Linked DNA regions of Mus musculus: region 2 is linked to region 1. Evidence: chromatin loops called from intact Hi-C (ENCODE). Cell type or tissue: heart. All regions are shown on one strand. Links, peaks and the distances in the headings refer to the core of each region. The heading gives the core; the rest is flanking DNA.

What was found. Hi-C counts contacts between places; a loop is a spot of excess contacts. Peaks named below come from ENCODE experiments on the same cell type or tissue, not always from the same donor. Only the 100,000 strongest peaks of a DNase experiment are listed, where the experiment ranks them.
Region 2: it touches region 1 in a loop (2.6-fold over the local background); 1 of 42 quality-filtered maps calls a loop at or near these places.

The regions. Positions count from the first base shown.
Region 1 is chr5:135,691,522-135,699,592 of GRCm38, forward strand. All of the region lies in intron 1 of Por (P450 (cytochrome) oxidoreductase), which reads left to right. It also overlaps the pseudogene Gm16061. Among named protein-coding and RNA genes, the nearest start is that of Por, 6.4 kb to the left of the region's middle. In heart, for the core only: no CTCF peak of the experiment used is centred there; a DNase peak (open chromatin) is centred at 4,040.
Region 2 is chr5:135,953,510-135,961,580 of GRCm38, forward strand. It overlaps Ssc4d (scavenger receptor cysteine rich family, 4 domains), which reads right to left. Exons shown (of 11, transcript NM_001160366.1): 11 at 6,714-7,699. The coding sequence ends at 7,383. Among named protein-coding and RNA genes, the nearest start is that of Ssc4d, 17 kb to the right of the region's middle. In heart, for the core only: no CTCF peak of the experiment used is centred there; DNase peaks (open chromatin) are centred at 4,252 and 6,542; H3K4me3 peaks cover 1,190 bases; H3K27ac peaks cover 2,295 bases.

The DNA of each region.
Region 1 (8,071 bases), core at 1,449-6,448:
TAAGTCTAGTTGTTTTGAGACAAGGTCTCAGGTGTCCCAATCCTCCTGCCCTGCCTCGTAAGTACTAGGACTAGAGCCACCTTCATATAGAATCTAGATCTAAGGGATGACCTCTCTTTGTGAGAGCTTACCCAGTTGTCATTCTCTTTGTCATTCTAGAGGCCTGGCATGTAAGCACTTGACACACCAGGCCAGGCCGGTGGGCCTCAGCTCAGTGAGATGTAACTTTCCCTAGTTTTTTTTCTTCTTTATTGATTTTCATACTGGTATCTATTGTATATTGAGCATATTCCTTCACACACACACCTATGTGGCTCTGTTTTTTCTTTTCCGGTTTACCATGTGCTCGACACTTTACCAACCCACTCAAGAACTCCTCTCGATTTCTGAGTTCAAGGCCAGCCTGGTCTACAAAGTGAGTTCCAGGACTGCCAGGGCTATACAGAGAAACCCTGTCTAAAAAAAAAAAAAGAAGAAGAAGAAGAAAACCAAAAGGGTACAATATCACAAAGCACAACAGAGTACACACCATCTTGTATGTCTTACTACATATTGTATAATGTTTGTTTCTTTGTAAAAGAAATAGATAATTTGTATCTTAGAGACAGAAAATACCTTTTCATTGAGTTTTTTGTTTGTTTGTTTACTTATGTGTTTGCTTGTTTTGTTTTTAACCCCTTGTTGTTTGTTCTGTGACAAGGTCTTGCTGTGACAAGGTCTTGCTAAGTAGCCCCGACTGACTCCAAACTTGTAGCAATCCTCCTGCCTCAGCCTCCCATGTGTTGGGTTTACAGGGTACACTGCTGTTGTTTGTCACCTGACAGAAATGCTGGAGTAGAAGCACTGGGTTAAAGGCAGCTTATCTGCTAAGGCAAACCATAGGTACAGGCTGGGCTCTGATTTCTTCATCAGTAAGGCTGGAGGAAGAAACCCTGTTCCATCCATCTCCCAGATTACCTCGGGTGCTTGCTATGCAGCTCAAAGTGACCATGAACTCAGCTCACTATGTAGCTGCAGATGGCCTTGAACTCCTTGTCCTTCTGCCTCCATCTTCCATAGGTTAGGGCTTCTTCCTTCCTTCCTCCCTCCCTCCCTCCCTCTCCCCTCTTCCTCCTCCTCCTCTTCCTCCTCTTCTTCCTCTCTCTCTCTTTCTCTCTCTCTCTCTCTCTCTCTCTCTTCTCCCCTCCCCTCTCCTCTTCTTTATTTTAACCAAGGTCTTGCCTCTAAGTAGCAGCCCTCCTGCCCCAGTCATCTTAAGAATGATGGAACAACAATATCAACCAACCGGGTCTGGTGAGATGGCTCAGTGGGTTAGAGCACCCGACTGCTCTTCCGAAGGTCCAGAGTTCAAATCCCAGCAACCACATGGTGGCTCACAACCATCCGTAACAAGATCTGACCCCCTCTTCTGGAGAGTCTGAAGACAGCTACAATGTATTTACATATAATAAATAAATAAATAAATCTTTAAAAAAAAAAAAAAAAAAAAAACAATATCAACCAACCAAGCTCCCAGGGACTAAGCCACCAACTAAAGAGTACACATGGCTCCAGCTGCATATGTAGCAGAGGATGGCCTTGTCATGTATCAGTGGGAGGAGAGGTCCTTGGTCCTGTGAAGGCTTGATAGATGCCCCAATGTAGGGGAATGGAGGGCTGGGAGGCGACAATGGGTGGGTGGGTGGGTGGAGGAATACCCTAGTAGAAGCAGGGGGAGGGGAGATGGGATAGGGGGTTTCTCTGAGTGGGGGAACTGGGTAAGGGGATAACATTTGAAATGTAAATAAATTAAAAAAAAAAAAAGAGTGATGGGCTTCCAGATGTTCACCGCCATGCCCAGGTAGAAGGTTGCTGTTGATTCTTGCTGTTCTTGGCAGGCTTAGGTCCCTGTGGAATGACACTTCAGAGGCCCTCAGGGTGGGTGGGTCTGTGTGGGTTTGGGTTCAGCCCCTTGAGAACCTGGCTGGGGAGGGAAGCAAACAGAAAACTAAATATATATGGAGGAGTAAGCCAAGTTTCTCCTGAGGTGATAGGTGTGAGGTGCTGTGTGGTGCTGAGTATTCATTTGGTAACCACCTGGAAGGGAACATGAGCAATGGAGCATGCAAGAGGCGCTGTCTTGGGAGGCAGGGAACTGTGCCAGGCTCTTGGTAGCTGGTGCCCTTTGAATCTTGATGAGTCAGTAGGGATCCTAAGCCCATCAAAGAATCCTGGTGCACACCACCTCCGGGATACCTAAGATATGGGTGGCGGGAGGCCGGGGTTGCATGGTGGGCCCTACCTGAACAGGTTTTATGAATGTGTGTGTGTGTACACAGGGATAGTCTAGCTTTTTTTTTTAATGCTAAGTTTTGGAAATTGACACACTTTATCAACCAGGTTATCTCCTTACCTCCTGTTTCTTTGATTAAATTTTTAAAAATTACACTTATTTATGGGGTGGGCGCCTACACCATGGTACATATGTGGAAGTCAGAGGACAACTTGGAGAATCAGTCTCCTGCCACCATGTGGGACCCAGGGATCACATTTAGGCCGTCAATTATGGTGGCAAATGCCTTTACCCATTGGGCCTTCTCACTTCCTTCTTAGATGTTTTTGTTACAGAGTCTTCTGTGCTGTAATCAAGGATGGCTTTGAACTCAACACTCCTCTGACTTTAGCCTATCAAGTGCTAGGAGGCCTGAGGAAGGCATTAGTTCTAGAGCTAGTATTCAGGTGGTCGTGAGCTTCCTGGCATGGGTTCTAGGAACCAAGCTTGGGCCTCTAGAAGAACAGCAAGTTCCCTTCATGGTTGAGCCTTCTCTGCAGCCCCCATCATCCCACCTTTTTAGGTTTAAGTTTCATGCATTCTGAACATGAAAACACAAAAATTATGCATACTACTAGATAACCCGGTGTTTTATTTTTCTGATTGACTATTGTCATACATTATTGACAGCAATCTCCTTTATTCACTAAGCCATCTTGCTTGCCCACTTATTTCAATTTTTAAAAAAAAATTTTTATTTATTTTATGTATATGAGTACACTGTCACTGTTACAAGGTGGTTGCTGGGAATTGAACTCAGAATCTCTGGAAGAGCAATCAGTGCTCTTAACCACAGAGCCATCTCTCCAGCCCACTTACTTTGGTTTTAAGATATGTCTTAGGTGGAGGTCAGTCTTTCAGTTGGCATTCTGGGGGCTGAGACCTTCCAATCTATGTATGATATAGATAAGAGAATTCCCTGTGCTTTTCAGAAGCTAAGCAGTTTCTGACTGGGGATGTAGCTCGGTTGGTAGACTGCTTACCTACCACACAGGAAGCCCTGGGTTCCATCCCCAGTACTGCATAAAGTAGGCAGAGTGGTACCTGTGTATACTTCAAGATTCAGGAGGTGGAGGTAGGCAGATCAGGATTTCAAGACTATCCTGGGAAACAGTGTGTTGGAAGCTACCCTGGGCTAGGTAAGAGCCTGTCTCGTAAAAGGAGGGAGGGAGGGAGGAAAGGAAGGAAGAAGGGAAGGAAGGAAGGAAGGAAAAAGAAGAAAGGAAGGCTTTTAAAGTATAAAGGATAATTAGACATTACTCCAGACTCTGGTGCCTTAGCAATGATCTGTTCCGTGAGTGGACAGGTGATAGCCTGCGGTAGAGCAATAATCTGGAAGATTGGCTCTTGTTTGCCTGATTGTATAACAGGAAGAATAATAGACAAGGTGTGCCTTCCAAGGTGGAACCTACGTCATTTTCTTGTGAGTGAAAGTTACAGGTGGTATTGAGTCATTTGACTTTATGTACCCTGGTCACCAGTGTCTGTAGCCCTCACCTGCCTAACCCCTTCTCAGAGTTCACTCTCCACATCATCCCTCCCCGGGACAGGTCATGTTCATAACAACAGGAACTTGTGTGGCTTTGATCTTCACAGTGTGTATTGTGTACTGGGTCTGTATAAAGGTTCACTGGACCGGGTAGATACATAAAAACTCTTGGTAACCTTCCCGGCACACAGATGCAATGGTTGAGGGTCACCCAGGGTCGGTTTTCAACACAGCAAACAGACGAAGGCCCCGGGATACACAGATTACATTAGCCAATTGGGTCAGGCTCCTCTGGGGTGGCGCTGAGGGAAGTACTCATTCCAAGCATCTCAGGTTTCTGGCCTGGGTTTGTGGTCTGGTGAAGCAGGTAGTGTGTTGGCTTTGTTTAAGGGTTCAATGACTGTTTATAAAACCACGAACTCACTTAGGTCAGTGGGGGGTCCCTTATATAATGTGATCTGAAGCCTGGGCATGTGGCTAAATAGAAGACAGTGCCTGTTATGGGCTTGCTCACTGGCATTTCACCTCCCTCCCTCCCTCCCTCCCTCCCTCCCTTCTTTCCTTCTTTTCTTCCTCCCTTCCTTTCTTCATTCAGAGAGAGAGTATGTGTGTTTTCATCTGCCATGACGTGTGTGGACGTCAAAGGACAACTTTGTGAAGTTGGTTCTCCATTATGTAGGTCCTGGGGATTGAACTCAGGTCTTCAGTCTTGGCAGCAAGAATCTTTTCTCACTGGTCTATAAAAAATATTTTTGGAGACTGGGACCTCAGTACTGTAGCACTTGCCTACTGTGTGGAAGGGCCTGGGGTTCCATCCCCAGTACCATAAAGACAAATAAACCTATACAATATGATCTGAAGATCATATAGTACTTCAGCAGCCACACCCTGTCACCAACATGAAGTGAGTGACCCTGCCATTTTTCTGTTGCTGGTCCTCAGAGCTCTCGAGGAAAAATGCTACCTTCCCTTTTCCCTTTTATTCTGGGTCTGCAGCTGCTATTAAATCTTTGTCTGGTTTTGGTCTTCAAAGTTGATTCTATAATTGCATGGTCTGACAGCAGCTGTTGTGCCAGTCCCCAAGTGGGCCTTAAACATTTTTTAAAGTATTTTTATTTGTTATTAGTGTGTGTGTGTATGTGTTTATATGGTGTATGTGTGTGTGTGAGTGTGAGCCATAGCCCCGGTATGGAGGTGAGAGGACAGCTTGGTGGAGTCAGGTCTCTCCTGCTACCCCCTCCATTTATCCCAGGGATTGAGCTCACATTGTTGGGCTTGCACAAGCAAGTGCCACCTCTCTCTGAGCTGCCCAGATGCCCACTTTTCTTTCTCTGAGTCAGGATTTTGCCTAGTTCTAGGCTGGCCAGGGATTCCTAATTCTCTGCTTCTCCCCACCCACTTCCCAAGATCTGTCCATGGTACTATTGCTAGATTGACAACCCCCCCCCCCAATCATAGATTTAAATATCTCTTTTTATTTTTATGTGTATCAGTGTTTTACCTGCATGCATGTATGTGCACCACAATGTGTGCCTGGTTCTGGTGGAGCCAGAAGAGGGTATCAGATCCCTTGGAACAGGAGTTACAGATAACCTAGCATATTGGTGCTGAGAACTAAACCCTGCCCTCTGCAGGAGCAGCGCATGCTCTTAGCCACTGAGCCAAATCTTTAGCCCCTGCTGGACTGATCTTGAAGACTTGGTTTTTTTTTCTAATTTTTTTTAAAAAAATATTTATTTATTTATTTATTTTATATGTATGAATATACTATCTTCATGTTTACCAGAGGACGGCATCAGAAGCCATTACGGATGGTTGTGAGCCACAATGTGGTTGCTGGGAATTGAACTCAGGACCTTCGGAAGGACAGTCAGTGCTCTTAACCGCTGAGCCATCTCTCCAGCCCCCCCCCCCTTTTTTTTTTTTTTTTTGCTATTTATTTATTGAGATAGGGTCAGGCTCAGGCTAGTCTTAAACTTGCTCTGTAGCCAAGGCTGTCCTTGAACTGATCCTCCTGGCTCTGCCTATCCAGCGCTGGGCTTACAGGTGTGCATCACCAGGCCTCATTTGAACTCTGCCTTTTTCCTACTCCTTGACTGCTTTGCTTAAAAAGTTTTGTGTAGCCAGAGACAGAAGCAGGTGCTCTCTGTGAGTTCTGCCAGCCTGGTCTACAAATCAAGTTCCAGGACAGCCTGGGCTGTTACACAGAGAAACCCTGTGTCCATAACAAAAAAACAAAAAAGAAATTTTGTGTTTGTGTTTGCTGGGAGCTATTTGGTTGGCTATGAAAGCAGGGATTCATGTGTGGTGGTGCCTTCTCTACTTTTGAGCAACAACCCCCCCCTCCCCTGCGCCACCCCCTTGCTCAAGAGTTTGGAACTACCCTCCGTATCTCTTGAGTAAATATTTTTCTTCTTTGTTTATGTTCTACAAAGTAGCCAGCAACAAAAGTAGCCTAGCCAGGCATGCAGCTCATATCTGTAATCCTAGTCCTTGGCTGAAGTAGGAGGACTCAAGTCTGAGGCTATCCTGGGCTACATAGCGTGCCAGTGTCTCAGAAAATGAAATGAAGTACCTTCTACCACTGTGGCAGTGTAGTTGGAATGGAAGGTGAGTCGAGTTATTTCTGTGAGGAGAAGCCAGTGCTTGGAAGAGTGCCAGTGATAAGCACTCCACTGGTATAACTACGCGAATAGATGAGAGTGAATGAACCTTGCATTGCATCATCCTCCCAAGAGTATTGCCCATCTTCGTCCTGTGTCTCAGTGAGCCCAGATGTCCAGTTAAGTCAATTTTTTTTTTAAGGAGACTTAATTCTTTTATTTTTCTTGTACAAAATCCTTATGTAGTAGCCACAGCTGGAGCCTGGGTCCTCTGAACAGAGACTCTCGTGTGGGTTTTCACAAGATGATCCGTGAATTCCTGATAAGGAGACTTGGTGAAGACAGTCTCTTTCCAGAGGTCGGGGGTCAGGTAGCTGTAAGTCTTGGGAGATGGCATCAAAGGTGGCCTTAGCAAAGTTGCCCAGGGTGGCAGTGCAGCCTCTGGCTGAAGTGTAGCAGTCATCTATACTGGCCACCATCAGGAGTTTCTTGGGCACAGGAGCAGAGACAATGCCAGTGCCTCTGGGGGCAGGGATGAAATGTACCAGCACAGAGCCACAGCGGCCTGTCACCTTTCATGGAACAGTGTGGGGCTTGCCAATCTTGTTTCCCCAGTAGCCTCTCTGCACAGGGATGATGGAAAGCTTGGCCAAGATGATGGCAACCTCCTTGGAGCACTTAACACCAAGACCAACGTGACCATTGTAGTCCCCAATAGCAACGAAAGCCTTGAACCTGGTCCGCTGGCCAGCCTAGAGTCTGCTTCTGCACTGGCATGATTTTCAGAACCTCATCCTTTAGGGACGCACCCAGGAAGAAGTCGATGATCTCAGACTCCTTAATGGGCAGGGAGAACAGGTAGATCTCCTCCAAGGACTTGATCTTCATGTCCTTAGCCAGGCGGCCCAGCTTGGTGACGAGGATCCACTCCTTGTCTTCAGCTTTACTTCCACGAGCCCCGCGGCCTCAACCATGGCCATGGCTTTGGCCGAATCCTCCGCGCGGAAGCTGGAAGCTGCCGCCGCCGCCGCGGCCTCCTAATCCTGGGTCCCCGGGTCCTCCGGGCCCTCCCGCTGCACCGACGTCATCCGCCACTTGGTGTTTTCCCGAAGAAGAAGCGTTAAGTCAGTTTTTATGAAGATTGTCATTCTGAGGTACATTAGCTATGGATTTTTATTTTTATTTTTTGGTTTTTGTTTTTCAAGACAGGGTTTCTCTGTATAGCCCTGGCTGTCCTGGAACTTGTTCTGTAGACCAGACAGGCTTCAAACTTAGGGATTTGCCTGGCTCTGCCTCTGCCTCCCAAGTGCTGGGATAAAGTCATGCACTACCACTGCCCAGTTATTTTTACTTTTTTTTTGGTTTTTCGAGACAGGGTTTCTCTGTATAGCCCTGGCTGTCCTGGAACTCACTCTGTAGACCAGGCTGGCCTCCAACTCAGAAATCCACCTGCCTCTGCCTCCCAAGTGCTGGGATCAAAGGTGTGCGCCACCACCGCCCGGCCTATTTTTACTTTTTTGTATTAAGAATTTTGTGTGTGTGTGTGTGTGTGTGTGTGTGTGTGTGTGTGTGTGGTATGTCTGTGTATATGTGTGGGTGTTTGGTGTGTGTGTGGTGTGGTATGTCTGTGTGTGTGGTGTGGTATGTCTGTGTGTGTGTTTGGTGTGT
Region 2 (8,071 bases), core at 1,610-6,609, 260 kb after region 1:
ATTGGGATTAAAGGCGTGAACCACCACTGCCCAGCCACAACGATTTCTTACCTTCAGATCTGATACCCTCATACAGACATACTTGCAGGCAAAATACCAAGGCACATAAATAAAAATAAATTAAGAAAAGTGAATTCTTAGCTGGGCAGTGGTGGCACAGGCCTTTAATCCCAGCACTTGGGAGGCAGAGGCAGGCAGATTTCTGAGTTTGAGGCCAGCCTGGTCTACAGAGTAAGTCCAGGACAGCCAGGGCTACACAAAGAAAACCTGTCTCAAAACAAACAAACAAACAAACAAACAAAAAAGTGAATTCTTTAAAAATGTGGGGGATGGGCAGAGCTAAAGAGATGGTTCTAACTTTAAGAGTGATTACTGCTCTTGTAGAGGACCTGGTTTTGAGTCCCAGCACCTGTCGTAGGTAGTTCACAAGCATCTGTAACTCCAGTTCCATTTCCAGAGGATACAACACGTCTTCTGACCCCCAAGGGCTCCTGCATGCACACAGTACACATATATATACTTAGGCACACACATATAAATAAAATTACATAATATATATATTTGGTTGGTTGGTTTTTTGAGACAGGTTTTCTCTGTGTAGCCCTGGCTGTCCTGAAACTCACTCTGTAGACCAGGCTGGCCTCGAACTCAGAAATCTACCTGCCTCTGCCTCCCAAGTTCTGGGATTAAAGGCATGCACCACCACGCCCAGAAAAAAGAAAAAAAAAAAAATATATATATATTAAAGCTACCAAAAAAAAAAAAAAGACAAAGACGGTGAAGAGTTTTGGCTTTGTTTTTTGGGTTTTTTTCAAGACAGGGTCTCAAGGTGTAGCTAGTCCTCAGGAGATGGCAGAAGGGGGATCAGGAAATTGTGGTCATCTTGCATTACAATGCAAAATTATGAACAAAATTAAGGGGGGGAATGAGCAAGGCAGTTTGATTGGGCAGACAGCTCCATGGATGCTCAATTTCTGAAATTTCTAACAACGGGGGCTGGCACGGTGGCCCAGCAGGTGAAGGTACCTGGTGCCAATCTGGAGGATATCAGTTGGATTCCCTAGCATTCGCATGGTGGGAGAGTGTTGACTCCCACAAATTTTCCTCTCAGATGGCTCTACTCGTGTGTGGTGGCCCAGGCATGCTTGCATCCATACATGAACATTATACACACATACACAGAACAATAAGAAATAGAAAATAGTAATTAAGCCGGGCGTGGTGGCGCACGCCTTTAATCCCAGCACTCAGGAGGCAGAGGCAGGCGGATTTCTGAGTTCGAGGCCAGCCTGGTCTACAAAGTGAGCTCCAGGACAGCCAGGGCTATACAGAGAAACCCTGTCTCGAAAAAACCAAAAAAAAAAAAAAAAAAAAAAAAAAAAGTAATTAATCTTGTTTTCTCTTGGTAACAGAAAGTTACCTAGCAGACATGAGGAATTCATCTTCCTAGGGCTTTATTTTGTTTATTTGAGACAGGGTCTTATGAAGCCCAGGTTAGCCTTGAACTTGCTCTATAGGAGAATCCTCCTGAGTCTACCTGCTACATGCTCTGATTACAGGTGTCTGCTACCACACACAGTTTATGCAGGGCTAGGAATCAAACTCAGGGCCTCATGCATGCTAGGCAAGCACTTTACCAACTGGGCTACATCCCAGGCCAGGTTTTCTGGTCCTCCCTCCCCCCACTCCCCCAGAAAGGGCTTCACTATGTAGCTGTGGCTTGGAACTCAATAGTGATCCACTTGCCTCTGCCTCCAAAGTACTGGTATTTCCCATTTGATTTTAGTGTATGCATGGATGCGAGTGTGAGTGCGTGCAAACGTGTGCATGAAGAACTTAGAGGATAACTTTCTAAAAAGGCCAGTTCTTGCCTACTTTTAGGTAATTTGGAGAATTGAAGTCAGGTTGTCAGGCTGTTTCAAGCAATTACTTTTACCTGTGAGCTTCATCACTGGCCCAAGGCACTGTTTTTGTTTTGTTTTGTTTTGTTTTTGAGACAGGGTTTCTCTGTGTAGCCCTGGCTGTCCTGGAGCTCACACTGTAGAACAGGCTGGCCTCGAACTAAGAAATTCACCTGCCTCTGCCTCTTGAATGCTGGGAGTAAAGGCGTGCACCACCAAGCCTGGACCTGGTTTTTTTAAGGTAGAGGCAACTTTGACTTTCCAAGTGAATGGCCACGTGGATGGAATAAGCTATCTATCCCATGAAAAGGGTTCCCTGAGCTGACTGCTGCTAACCTCGCAGGGACCCAGACTTGTCTAACTCATGCAGGGATCTTGAGACAGAAAATTGACTATGGTGGCAGACAGCAGGTGCCTCGTTGACTACAGCTTCTTCATCAGGCCTTCCTATCCAGCGAAAAGGAAGCCAATGACAGTGCAAAAGACTCAAGTCCCTATTGCTCTGTAGCTCACAGTGGGGCAGGTCAATCCTGGCTCTCTGCATGTTTCTCCATCTGCCCAGATTGAGTTATGTCAAACTTGCTCTGGTCTGGCAGGGCCAATCTTTTTTTTTTTTTTTTGTTTCTTTTTTTTTTTTTTTCTCGAGACAGGGTTTCTCTGTATAGCTCTGGCTGTCCTGGAACTCACTCTGTAGACCAGGCTGGCCTCGAATTCAGAAATCTGCCTGCCTCTGCCTACCAAGTGCTGGGATTAAAGGCATGTGCCACCATGCCTGGCTGGCAGGGCCAATCTTAAGACGACAGACACTCGGTCAGGGTGATGCTACACATAGAATTTGCTGTGGTACAGCAGGCTGTGTTAAAATCCTCAGTCTAACCCACCTGAGGTAGCTCACATCTATAAAACCAGCCACTGGGAAGATGATGGGGGTGGAAACTGCTTGAGGTCAGCCTGGACTGAAGTGTGAGATCCTGTCTCTGAGGCAAGGGAGTTCAGAAGTCTGCGTTCATTTCTGGCTACACAACACATTTCAGGGCAGCATAGGCTACATTGTCTTGTTTCAAAACAAAACCACAACCACAACACCCCTCAGTTTATTGTTCATGTTTGCCAGAGGTGGGGAACCTTTTCCAATTCTTTAATTGGTTTGTTTTTGAGACCATGTCTTATGTAGCATAGGCTGGCCTTGGATTAGCTGTATAATTGAGGGTGACCATCTGTCTCCACCCCTGGGACTTTAGGCATGTGACAGCCACCACACTGAGGTTTGTTTTCTTCCCTTTTTAGAAATCTATTTTCTTTTTGTAGTTGCTGATTTAAAAAAAAAAAAAGACATTTTAATTGTGTGTGTGTGTGGCCACATGGCCTCACCTTTACCTGTGGAACCCTTTCGCTGACCCAAACTGAGTTGGGGACTGAACCTTGGACTTTCTGAATGCTTGGACAGAGCTCTACCAGCTGAGTTACACACCAGCCTCCTTAATCTTGATTTATTTTAGATGTTTTTTACCCCATAGTGCCACCACACCCTATTCCAATTCTGGTTTTATTGTGAACCGGTTTTACAATTTCAACAGTCCTTTGTGGGTTAAATGTCCTCTGTGAAAGCGTCGCATGCCTTTCATCTCAGCAAGCAGGTCTTTGAGTTTGAGGCCTGCCTGGTCTACAGACTGAGTTCCATCCAGGGCAGCCAGCGTCATACAGAAAAACTGTTTCGAAAAAAACAAAACCAACCAAATGGTCTTTTATGAAAATATCAGTAGCTTTAGGATATAGCTCAGTTGGTCGAGCGTTTGCCTAGCGTAAGTGAAGTCCTGGGTTCCTCAGAATTGCATAAATGAGCAGGGGTGGCACGCACCTGTAACCCCAGTTGGGTGGGCAGAGGAAGAAATAAAATTAAAAAAACTCAAAGTCACCTTTGGCAAGCCACCCTGAACTGCATGAGACCTTGACTAAAGCATTTTTAAAAGGGGTGAGGGGGTGGGGTGGTGAGGAGAGAAGCAGCCTTGTGGCGCAGAGGTTGTTGTTGGTAAATACTCTTTGTAATCCGCAAAGGTCCGCGGGGACTGAAAATGTCGCCTAAACTACAGTGTCTTGGGAATGGTTGACCTTCCTTCCCTTGTATGGGCTGTACCGGGGACTCAATTCCTTTGTCAGACCAAACCTAGAACTCTGCACAAAAAAAAAAAAAAGACCCGCCCCGAGGCATGGAAAGGTCTCGAAGAGCGTGGCCCCGCCCCTGCCCCACCTAACCAGCAACCTTCCGTTTGCTGCGACTGGCTGAACCAGTTTCAAAGCTACCCAATCAAAATCCTTCAGTAAGATAGAGGCGTGGCTTCAGTTCCGACCCAGGGCGGGCTCTCCTCTGAGCTCCTGCGGTGACTCAGCAGGAAGGCGTGAGTTATTGGGGCCCGGAAGGGCAGGGCTACGTCACGTCCTACCCTGTCCGCCCCGGCCGTCGAGGCTTACGGGGCTCCAGTGGGAATCCCAACACCTGGACTCTGTTGGTTTTGTTTTGTTTTGATGACCCAGAAAAACCCTGGACCTTTCACTGATCTTTTGTTTCCTCCGTTTGCACAGTGGTTAAGAACACTTCCCGGAGCAGTGCCTGAGTGGGAAGACCCTGGAAGTTTGGAGTTTGACCTTACAGGAAGTCAATCCCAGTTGCCTCGTTTTTTTTTTTTTTTTTTTTTTCCCCTCTTCTCTTTTTGCTAATCCATCAATCCTCAAGGTTTGGCTCCCATTCGAGTTGTCAGGCAGGTGTGACAACAAATACACAAGGGAGGCTAGCCTGCTGCACTTCGAAAAACTCACCAGAACTTAAAGTCATCCTCAGGAACGTAGAGACCAGGACATAGGGTCCGGACGATGGTATAGATGATGAGGGGCCAAGCTGGCGTGATGGCTCAGCAGGTATCAAGAATCTGGTACCCGCATGGAAGGAAAGAATTCCTGTGACATGTACCACACATGTACTCAAACATGCATGCATTAGCCTTTTTTTTTTTTAAAGTAAGAGGGGCCTAGAGAGCTGGCCCAGCAGTTAGGGCACTTGCTCTTGCAGAGCCCCTGAGCTCAGTTCCCAGCACCCACGTGGTGTGGTTTACAACCATCATAACTCCACTACCAGGGGCTCCAACGCTTTGTGACTGTGGTGAACACAGGGTATACACGTGGGCAACATTCAGCCATGTATGAAAACATTTATACACAGATGCAGAGGTGTTTCAGTGGGTAAGAGCAATCATTGTACAAAGTTGGGGACCCAAGTGGGGATTCCAGCACCCAGGAGTAAAACCTGAGTGGCCAGGAATGCCTATAACTCTGGTACTACGGAGGGCAGAGACTGGATGACTTCCGGAGCTTGCTATCCTTTAGCCTAACTCAGCATTTGAGGAGAAAGCCTGCACCCAGGGGATCTGCGTGTGATAGAACTGGACGCCCTGTATCATCATCATCACCATCACTACACACAGGCACACTCAGTAATAAATCTTTGCGGGGTGGGGGTGGGGGGTAGGGAACCAGAATTGGAGTTTGTAGCTGTGGCTCAGTGGTCGAGTACTTGCCTTCCATGATTTAGGTCCTAGGTGGGTTTTGTTTTTTTGTTTTTAAATATTTATTTATTTATTATATGTAAGCACACTGTAGCTGTCTTCAGACACTCCAGAAGAGGGCATCAGATTGTTGTTATGGATGGTTGTGAGCCACCATGTGGTTGCTGGGATTTAAACTTAGGACCTTTGGAAGAGCAGTCTGTGCTCTTAACCACTGAGCCATCTCACCAGCCTAGGTTTAATCCCCAGTCCTACCACAGCAAAACAAAGCAATCAAACCAACCCAAGCAAGCAGGAATGGAGTCTAAAGGAAGCATCAGAGAACAGCAAAGGCATAAAGAGGGCAGCAATGAATGAGAACAAAATATAACAACTCACACATGAAAATGGATGCCAGCTCTCAGGAGGCAGAGGCAGGCAGACCTCTGAATTTAAGATTAGCATGGTCTATAGACTGGGTTACAGGAAAGCCGGGGCTATACAGCAAACAAACAAACAAAACCAACCTGTCTTGAAAAACTAAAACAAAAAGCAAACAAAACTAATATAGAAATTCATAGGCAGAGAAAGTGGAGAGGGTAGTGTGGCCTTTCTAGAAGTTCAGGCTGCTTTAAACTCCTAATCCACCTGCTTAAGCATGTACGTGCTGAATTACAGATCTTTGCCACCACTAATTCAGGCAGGGTCTCCCAGCAACCCCTACCCCCAGGTATCTAGTAGTCTAAGCTGGCCTTGAATGGTTATGTAGTTGAGGATAGCTTTGAACTCCTGATCTTCATTCCTGTGATCCCTTTAAAGAGGGAATATCACAGGTTGACCAGAGGAGGGTTGTTTTGTTTTGTTTTTTTCCGTTTTTCTGCCATTTTATTTTCTGGGCCTATTCAGTCAGCTTCTCTCACTCTGCAGCTCTGGCTGGCCTGGAACCCCACCCCACCCGCAGAACGCCCTTCTTCGGCACCCCGAGCACCGGCATTACAAACATGCACCATCGTGCCCTACTGCCTCTCCTTTCCTGGATCTAGATTTGTGTGTGTGTGTAGCCCAATGGAGGATGACCAGACACTCCACTGAGGAGCCTGAGGCTTGCCATGGTGAGTCAGCATTTCCCGGCCGTGATGGGCTCTGGAGAACTGGATGATGCTGCTCTTGGACCACAGCCTTTCATCGCCATGCCAGTTTTCTCCAGAAAGTCCTTCCTGGAGTTTTTCCAGTAGCCATGGTACAGGTTCTCAAACAATGACCTCAGTTAAAAGACTGGGGGAGATAATGCTTTATTGACTTGGCACCTAAGGACAGTGGCTATGGGCCTCCAGGGTTCTTTGTTACTGCAAAATGGAGGCTCTGTGCTGGGGGGGGGGGGGCAGTGGAAATCAGAGAAGCTGCAGGAAGGGCTCCTCTGGTCCCTGTTTTGGCCCCTGCAGCCCCCTTGTTCAGCGGAGCACCATCTGAGTCCAGGTCCTCACCCAGCAGGGAAGGTGATGGCCTGGTTCTTCTGCAGTCCCCTGCCAGTCTATAGAAAAGAGCACCCCAACCCCTTTGTCTCCCCACTTTTAGCAGGAGACCAAGAGAGGTCACGGTAAGGGTTTGAAGGCATTTACAGACAGCCCAAGCCTCATGGATGTGGGTGCAGAAGGGAAGGATTGGGGGTACTATATGAGTTCCCCCAAAGAGAAGTGGGTTATTCTCTCACATTTTCTGATTTGGCTGAGCAAAACATTGCTATGTTCACTGTATTGGGCCTTCCGCAGGTGATAACAGTCTCGGGACACACAGTAAGAGGACTCGGGCAGGTACTGCATCTCTCCCATGCACGGGGAGAAAGGGGTACCAGGAACCCGAGCTATCATAGGAAGGCATCCTGGGAAAGGACAGGCAGTTCCTCATAGGCTCCTTTGATATGGTATGGAGTACAGAGCCATCTGGGTCACAATGGCTGGCACAAGACACTGGCATCCTCGCTGTGGTCACAGTTGTGGACATCCCAGCGGATATGAGAGCACAGTAGCAAGGTGCTCTCATCTCCTCGGCATTTGACATTGTCCAAGAGGATTGGGCCTCGGCCTGGGCCAAAGTGGGCCTCTCCCGGGGCTGCGAGAGCCTGGCCACATCCCAGCTGACGGCACAGGACAATGGCTGCCCGTAGGTCCCAGGCATCATCACAAACAGTGCCCCACCGTTGTCCTAGGAAGAGTTCTACGCGCCCCTCACATCGGTGTGTTCCACTAGCCAGACGGAGGTGCCCTGTGTTGGAGATAAGGCCTGGGTCAGAAGAGCCCATGGGATCATGGGACCCAAGAGATGGCTCTACAGTTGAGGGCACTTGCCACCACAGGTTGTCCTCTGACCTTCACATTCCTTCATACTGTTTTGCCTTCACATGTGTGAACATATCATGCATATACACGGGTACACAGACACCAATAAATAATGCTGGACAAGTTGGCACACACCTCTGATCCCAACACTAAGAAGGCAGAGGCAAGCAGATCTCTGTGAGTTCAAGCCTAGCCTGTTCGACACAGCAATGGTCAGCCAGAGCTATGTAGTGAGACCCTCAACAGACAGTCTCAGCCCCTTAGCCACAGGCTGTTTGCAAACTATGACCATGTCTTA